Linked DNA regions of Homo sapiens: region 1 is linked to region 2. Evidence: read pairs that join two places in POLR2A ChIA-PET (ENCODE). Cell type or tissue: MCF 10A. All regions are shown on one strand.

Region 1 (4,000 bases), 150 kb before region 2:
ACGATAGCCATAACTAGATGTTATAGGGCACACAGGTCTCAGATACCAGAAGCTGACAGTCTCCTTCCAGACATAAAGGGATACCCAGCAGAGATTCTTTAGAGCTGGAGAGCTGGGAAACACCAAATTATCTGACATTTAGGGTAACACAATTCTCATTTTTTATATGGGACAGTATGTATTTTACTACAAACTACAAAGACTCAGAGGATGGACAGTGACAGTTAATATGATTCCTCTCATTGCCCATAGGTAGGCCACCGATCCAAATGGATCCTGAGTTCAGACAGAATCCTTACCTCCTGATAAGGTTGAGTGAGGATTATTAGGTGAGCCACAGACTAAGGAATGTTTCAGAAAGCAGTTTTCTAGGTGTAGTTTGGATTTACAAAAAAAAAAAAAAAAAAGTTCTCCAGGCCAGGCGTGGTGGCTCACACCTGTAATCCCAGCAATTTGGGAGGCCAAGGCAGGCAGATCACAAGGTCAAGATATCGAGACCATACTGGCCAACCAACATGGTGAAACCCTGTCTCTACTAAAAATACAAAAATTAACTGGGCATAGTGGCGCATGCCTGTAGTCCCAGCTACTCGGGAGGCTGAGGCAGGAGAGCTGCTTGAACCTGGGAGGCAGAGGTTGCAGTGAGCCGAAATAGCGCCACTGCACTTCAGCCCGTGCGACAGAGAGAGACTCCATCTTAAAAAAAAAAAAAAAAAAAAAAAGTTCTCCTCCTATTTATTACTTGTCCCTTCCTATGATCTCACTCTATCTTCACTCCAAGTCTTCAGCAAGACTGTATATGAACTATGTGATAGAAGGTACTGTTTCAAGGCTGACAGTGGGCCATTTTATCTATACCACAAGTATTGCTGAAATGCAAACATTTAGATTTCTTTGCCACTTTCTATTCCAGAAATAAAAGATGAAATTCTAAAATACTGGTTAATTTTATATGTGAGATAGCCACAGAAATTGTAAAAGATGAGAAGAAAAGCAGTTTAAGTGAGGAAACAATGAGAGAAAACCTATTAGAAAATTGAAACTTGATTTTGATTAACTAGGAAGTCTTCAAAAACAAACTAAAGGAGGCTGGGTTTAGTAGCTCCTGCCTGTATTCTTAGCACTTTGGGAGGAGGATCACCTGAGACCAGGAGTTTGAGGCTGCAGTGAGCTATGATTACACCACTGCACTCCAACCTGGGTGACAGAGTGAGAGACCCCGGCTCTGAAAAAACAAAAATAAATAAAAGCAATTGAAGGGAAGTCATTCCACAATTTAAACTTGCTTTATGCAGTGGATGCATTCCTGAAAGGCTATTATTATTTTATCAGGGCTTCATATCATATAAAGAAATGGAATTCACGATGACAAACCTATGGAAATGCATTTTCTTCTTCTCTTTTTTTCATAGCTTCCTACTCAAATTAGGAAAATGCATTTTCTTTTTTTCTTTTTTTTTTTTTTTTGAGATGGAGTTTCACTCTTGTTGCCCAGGCTGGAGTGCAATGGCGCGATCTCAGCTCACCACAACCTCCACCTCCCAGGTTCAAGCGATTCTCCTGCTTCAGCCTCCCTGGTAGCTGGGATTACAGGCACGTGCCACCATGCCTGGCTAATTTTGTATTTTTAGTAGAGACGGGGTTTCTCCATGTTGGTCAGGCTGGTCTCGAACTCCCAACATCAGGTGATCTGCCTGCCTCGGCCTCCCAAAGTGCTGGGATTACAGGCATGAGCCACCGCACCCGGCCTCTTTTTTTTAAAAAAAAAAAAAGACAAGAATCTTGCTCTGTCGCCCAGGCTGGAGTGCAGTGGTGCAATCTCGGCTCACTGCAGCCTCTGTCTCCTGGGTTCCAGCGAGTCTCCTGCCCCAGCCTCCTGGATAGCTGGGATTACAGGCACATGCCACCACACCCAGCTAATTTTTGTATTTTTAGTAGAGACAGAGTTTCACCATGTTGGCTGGGCTGGTCTCAAACTCCTGACCTTGTGATCTGACCACCTTGGACTCCCAAAGTGCTGGGATTACAGGTGTGAGCCACCACACCCGGCCTGCAGGGTCCAATGTCTCTTATTTGCCACTATCACTAGTACCAAGCACAGTGCCTACCACTGTTGAGTGACCCCTCCTGTAATAAACTTACACTACTGCCTCCCAAATGAAGCCCCTCTCCCAGTATTTATGCCTAGACCTATTTCCTTAATGGTGGGGACTAAACAAGAAAGAGGAGCAGAGAGGGGGTACAGAACAGACACTTAGCTGAGGAACATTAAGACCAAAATCACAGAGCAAAGCAGGACTGCAACAAGTATTTCTTAAGAGGCTATGTGCAAGGTGGCTCCTCAAGTCTAGAAGACCCAAGCCTCAGGCTTCCTCCAGAAAAGCAGTCTGGGAGACAGAATTTACAAATCAACTGGCTGACCGGACGAAGCCCCGGAATCCTGTGTCAATTCGTTTTAAACTAAGGCCAGATGCTTTTTGGTAGGCTGCCTCTTCCCGTGAGCTGGTGGGTACTTCAAGTCTATGATTTGATTCTCATTTCTTAAAAAAGGATGAGTATGTGTGGTAGTTGGGTATGGTATAGGTATGGTATAAATTTCAGGTGGAAATAGGAATTAAAGGATCTGATTTGCCTTGGTGGGGGAAGAAAAAGGCCATAAAAGAGAATCGCACTTAAAGGTACATTGTTGAAAAATCTAAACTATAAAATTAATTACCTGCCATTATTACATCAACAACAAAAAGGCATTTTATTTTATTATTTTTATTTTTTTTGAGACGGTGTTTCATTTTTGTCGCCCAGGATGGAGTGCAATGGTGCGATCTTGGCTCACTGCAACCTCCACCTCCCAGGTTCAAGCAGTTCTTCTGCTTCAGCCTCCTGAGTAGCTGGGATTACAGATGTCCGCCACCATGCCCAGCTAATTTTGTTTGTATTTTTAGTAGAGACGGGGTTTCATCGTGTTGGCCAGGCTGGTCTCAAACTCCTAACCTCAGGTGATCTGCTCACCTCGGCCTCCCAAAGTGCTGGGATTATTATGGGCATAAGCCACTGTGCCCAGCCCAAAAAGGCATTTTAAACAAAAATTCTGACGTTTAAAAACTGAAAATATATCGCGCCACTGCACTACTGCCTGGGCAACAGAGCAAGACTCTGTCTCAAAAAAACAAAACAAAAAACAAAAAACCCTGAAAATATGAGCCCAGGAGTTCGAGGCTGCAATGAGCCAATACTGCACCTTTGTGCTTCTGCCTGGGCGACAGAGTGAGACCTTGTCGATAAGAAAAAAAAAAACCTGAAAACAGAAAAGAGGGCTTTTACAATGTTGATGAACTCATCTTAGAGTGCATGATTTATAAATACATAAATATCCATGCATACTTTTACAGTGATAACTCCTGGGAAAATGAGAATGTTAAAAAAGCCAATCTAGACAGAGTCCTTCTCATTCCACCTGCCTCTTTATGTTGGTAATACCAGGAGTCTTAAGAGAGCTGCTGTGGTCTATGTCACATTCATCCCAGCCTCCTTTCTAATCCTGTAGCTGATGATGAAAATGTGATAAATCTTCTGGCTTAGCTTTGATGCTGGGAAAAAAAGAAAAGAAAAGGTTACATAACCATGTAGTCCAGTGAATCAAATTCATCTTCATAAATTAAAATATAGCAGTGATGTAATATTTATGTACTATCCAGACAGTAAGTATACTCAGAAATTATTAATATTTTACAACATACAGAAAATTCAGCAAAACATTGACCACAGCATCCATTTGGAAGCCAGAACTTGATTTTCCTGTCTTGTCACTTGCAATCTATAAATGTTCACAATTTAAAGTGATAATGGAAATGCTTAAAATACAACTTTTTCTGGCATGCTTTGCAGTGAAAGGTTCTAAAAGCAGAGTCACACAAACACTTATTGTTCTAAATTAAAAGCAGTCAGTTCAGGTAGTAATTCACAACATTTCACATTGAGTCAGGATATTTAGATGTGAAGG
Region 2 (4,000 bases):
GTGCAGTGGCATGATCTCAGCTCACTGCAGCCTCTACCTCCTGGGCTCAGGCAGTCCTCCCGCTTGAGCCCCCCAGGTAGTTGGGACTACAGGCAAGCCACCATAACTGGCTAATTTTTGTTCCACAAGCATTTCTTGAGTACCTGCTGTGTGTCAAACACTGTGCCAAAAGCAGGCACAGTGATAAACAGGACATATGCAGTCCCTGTCTTCTTGCAGCTTGACTATTAGAAGAGATGGACATTAAAAATATAATTGCACAAATAGGCTGGGCGTGGTGGCTCACACCTGTAATCCCAGCACTTTGGGAGGCTGAGGTGGGTGGATCACTTGAGGTCAGGAGTTCGATACCAGCCTGGCCAAGATGGTGAAATCCTGTCTCTACTAAAAACATAAAAATTAGCTGGGCGCGGTGGCCGGTGCCTGTAATCCCAGCTACTCAGGAGGCTGAGGCAGGAGAATCGCTGGAACCTGGGAGGCGGAGGTTGCAGTGAGCCGAGATCACACCACTGCACTCCAGCCTGGGTGACAGAACGAGACACCGTCTCAAAAAAAAAAAAATGTGTATATATAATTACACAAGTAATTATATTTTGTAGTGTGGTAACTGCTGGAGCTTTTCTCTTAAGTAACTAAATTTCCTCTTGGTGCCTCTTAGTTTGAAATACTCTGTGATACAGTAGTTCACCCCTTGAGAAAAGGAAGCAGAGAACCAAAGTCCCAGGATGAAGTGTTCAAATCTTAGCTACAAATCTTGAGATTGTATATTAAACCTTGTAGCCTGGTGTCTACTGGCCATGTGGTTAGTGCACAGTGAAAGTTGCCTTTTGTCACTATCTTTATTTGCTCTTGGAGGTCACTCATGCTCTGCTTTCTTGCAGAGTTCTTCCTAGGGAAATAGGTACAGAAAGCTAGACTTTTGAATGGTTGTGATCTGCAGTCTCAGAAAAAGACGTGAAGGCAAGGCCATGTGATGTGTTTCTGGAGAAGCGTCCCTACATCTGGGCAGAGCAGACTCTTTAGCCCCCTCCAGGGCTGCATTGGCACCCCTAGCACTCAGATTGGTGATTCAATTAGAGTTTGAAGCCTTTAAACATTTCTTCATACTGTTTGAAGAAGCTACAATTAACATCTCCTAAGCAGCTCAGCAGAACTTGGTTGCTAGGCAGCAGACCTTTAAAGACAATTTGTCAATTTCTGCCAAAAGAGAGAAAAATAGTAAACATTCACATTCTAAGAAAATTGCTTGTTTTCCAGCTTCCAACTTTCTTGCCACAGCAAGGCTTCTCGTTCATCAGTGTCCATTTTATTCTTTATTTAGTTTTCATAAATCATTCAAAGGAGTTTTAGGAGAACATTTAAGCCTTTTCCAAGCCTGCCTCCTGGAAATTCAACACAAAATGATGTTTAGGTTACAATTGGCTGCCATATTTGTGGGCAGTTTTTATATAAATGCACAGAGGCTCTTTTGGAAGGCATGGAGTACCCAGCTGTAGTCTTGGACAGCAACCAAAGAAGGAGGTGGCTGGCCCATGGAAGGATCTTGAGTCATTCAAGATTTCTCAGCACCTAGCATGTGCCAGACCCTGCTTGCACTGCTGGGCTCCAGCCCTGCGGCTCAGCCAGACCTCATTGAGCTCCCCTTCTAGTGGGGAAGACATGGCAAAAAACCAGGAGATTCTAACACAGGGGCCGTAGAACTTCAGACAAAGCCCAAAACCCAGCCTAGGATTGGGGAAGCCTTCCTAGAGCAGATGTGGGCTGGACTGAGACCTTAAGGATGAAGTGTGCCAGCTTTACTCTGGCAAGGGAGTAGTGTCCCAGGCAGCGTTCTCCCGTGTGCAAAGGGTTAAATGTGCTTGGGAGACTGCAAGTGCATCCGTGTGGTCACAGGGCCTCATTGGCTCTGCAGTTCAGTGTGGGCACAGTGGGAGGACAGTGGAGAGCGACTGGAGGCCTCGGAACTTGCAAAGACCACAGTCGGATTTGCATATTTCAACCCTTGGAGAAGTCACCTGATTTGGCATCAAGTTAACTCAAGGGCATTAGGCAGTGAGCACATGGCCAAAAGGGGCAGGAGTTGTGTTGGCCTGGGTTCATTTGCCACTTCCAGCACGCACACCTTGGGTGGGTGATTTAATTAACCCGAGTCCCAGGTTTCTCAACTGTAAAATAGGGATGATGGTAGTACTTACCTCACAGAGTGGGTGGAGGGGCTAATAATAGATTAATTCAGGAACAGCGTTTACACTGTCACTCTGCACACAGTCTCTGCAAGCATGGGCTGACACCATTAAGACAGTGCTGCCCTCCCTGTGCGTCCATGATTCCTGCCTGCTAGAGCCCGTAGTGTCCAGTCTGCCACCTGCTCCCTGCATGACCCAGGATGAAACGTGGAACTCTCTTGGAACGAGACTCTTTTGTCTTCCCACAATCTCCCTAACTGTAGTGGGAAGGGACTCTGAAGTTGACCCTGGGAGCCCTTCCTGCCCTGAGTTCTCAGTGCCAGGCCTGGTTCTGGGTCTGGACCACATCTTACCAGCTGGTGTGGTGGGACACTCTGGTCTCACCCACTCCAGCCTGGGCTGAATGCTGGTCCTTGAGCTTAAAGCCCAGCAGAACAAAGGCTGCCTGTTGCTCAGAGGCGCTTGTTCAGGTCCATGTGTTTGGGGATTTTGGCCACTGGGTATATCCATGAGGTATCTCATCCTGCTTATGGGGGTTCAGAAAGCACTGCCAGGAGCCAGCTAGGGGCCTCAGATTCATCAGAAAATTCCCCAGAGAGGCCCTCGTATGCAGTGCCAGGCACTGAGAATATAGCCGACAGCAGGACAAGGCATGGCAGGGGAGATGACAAGAAACCAGCAATGTGAGTCGACCAGGTACTTTTCAGGAGTGTAAGTGCTGGAAAGAAAATGAGGCAGGGGTGAGATGGAAAGTGGCTCAGTCAGGCAGTTGGCACTCCCTCAGTTGGTGATCAGGAAGGAATCCCTGAGGAGGCGACAGTTAAGTTACAGCCCAGGGCCGGGCGCGGTGGCTCACGCCTGTAATCCCAACACTTTAGAAGGCTGAGGCAGGCAGATCATTTGAGGTCAAGAGTTCAAGACCAACCTGGCCAACATGGTGAAACCCTGTCTTTATTAAAAATATAAAAACTAGGCCAGGTGCGGGTGGCTTACACCTGTGATCCCAGCACTTTGGGAGGCCAAGGTGGGTGGATCACTTGAGGTCAGGAGTTCGAGACCAGCCTGGCCAACATGGTGAAACCCCGTATTAAAAATACAAAAATTAGCCAGGCAAGGTGGCGGGCACCTGTAATTCCAGCTACTTGGGAGGCTGAGGCAGAAGAATCGTTTGAACCCAGGAGGCAGAGGCTGCAGTGAACCGAGATTGTGCACCTGCACTCCAGCCTGGGCAACAGAGCAAGGCTCTGTCTCAAAACAAAAAAAAAAAGTTACAGCCCAGGATGAGAGAACAGCAAAAGGTTTCTAACCCACCTATGCCTCTTTAGAGGGCACATAGTGACACTGGGCTATTGTAGGGTTGATTTCTGGGGCAGAATGATGCACTGTCCCAAGTGTGTGGTTCTCCATGGCTTCAGAGCAACAGGGCTTGGGATGATGCAGCACTTGGCTTGCTTGGGTGGGGAGAACGTTGAGGTAGTTATGAATCACTTTGGGGTCAGTTCTTCCTTGCCAGGTCCTGTGCTGGGGCCCACAGGGAAATAACCCAGCCCCAGCCCTACTGAGCTCAGGAGAGTCTCCAGAGGCCTTCGCTGGCACAGGCCCCTACTGAAGGGCCCCCTAAAAGCACGCAGTGCCTGAGTGTGCCCTTTTGCATTAACTGTCTTACTACTTGCTAATAAGATATGCAAATTATCTGGGCTGTGAAATCTTAGCCACATTCCATCTTCTGTTTAATTAGCATTTAATTGTAATCTGGTTTTAATTTTTTCACACTGGCACCCTAATTAAATGTTAGGGTGTTAGTCCTAACAATT

What was found. Peaks named below come from ENCODE experiments on the same cell type or tissue, not always from the same donor. Only the 100,000 strongest peaks of a DNase experiment are listed, where the experiment ranks them.
Region 1: POLR2A ChIA-PET joins it to region 2 with 5 read pairs; 15 of 35 experiments call an interaction of 5 or more read pairs at or near these places.

What each region holds. Positions count from the first base shown.
Region 1 is chr5:134,399,340-134,403,339 of GRCh38, forward strand. CDKN2AIPNL (CDKN2A interacting protein N-terminal like) reads right to left here. Exons shown (of 3, transcript NM_080656.3): 3 at 2,726-3,587. The coding sequence ends at 3,576. Among named protein-coding and RNA genes, the nearest start is that of CDKN2AIPNL, 11 kb to the right of the region's middle. In MCF 10A, no CTCF peak of the experiment used is centred here; no DNase peak of the experiment used is centred here.
Region 2 is chr5:134,546,220-134,550,219 of GRCh38, forward strand. The region is part of intron 3 of JADE2 (jade family PHD finger 2); the gene reads left to right. Among named protein-coding and RNA genes, the nearest start is that of JADE2, 23 kb to the left of the region's middle. RefSeq lists an enhancer at 2,234-3,233. In MCF 10A, no CTCF peak of the experiment used is centred here; a DNase peak (open chromatin) is centred at 1,522.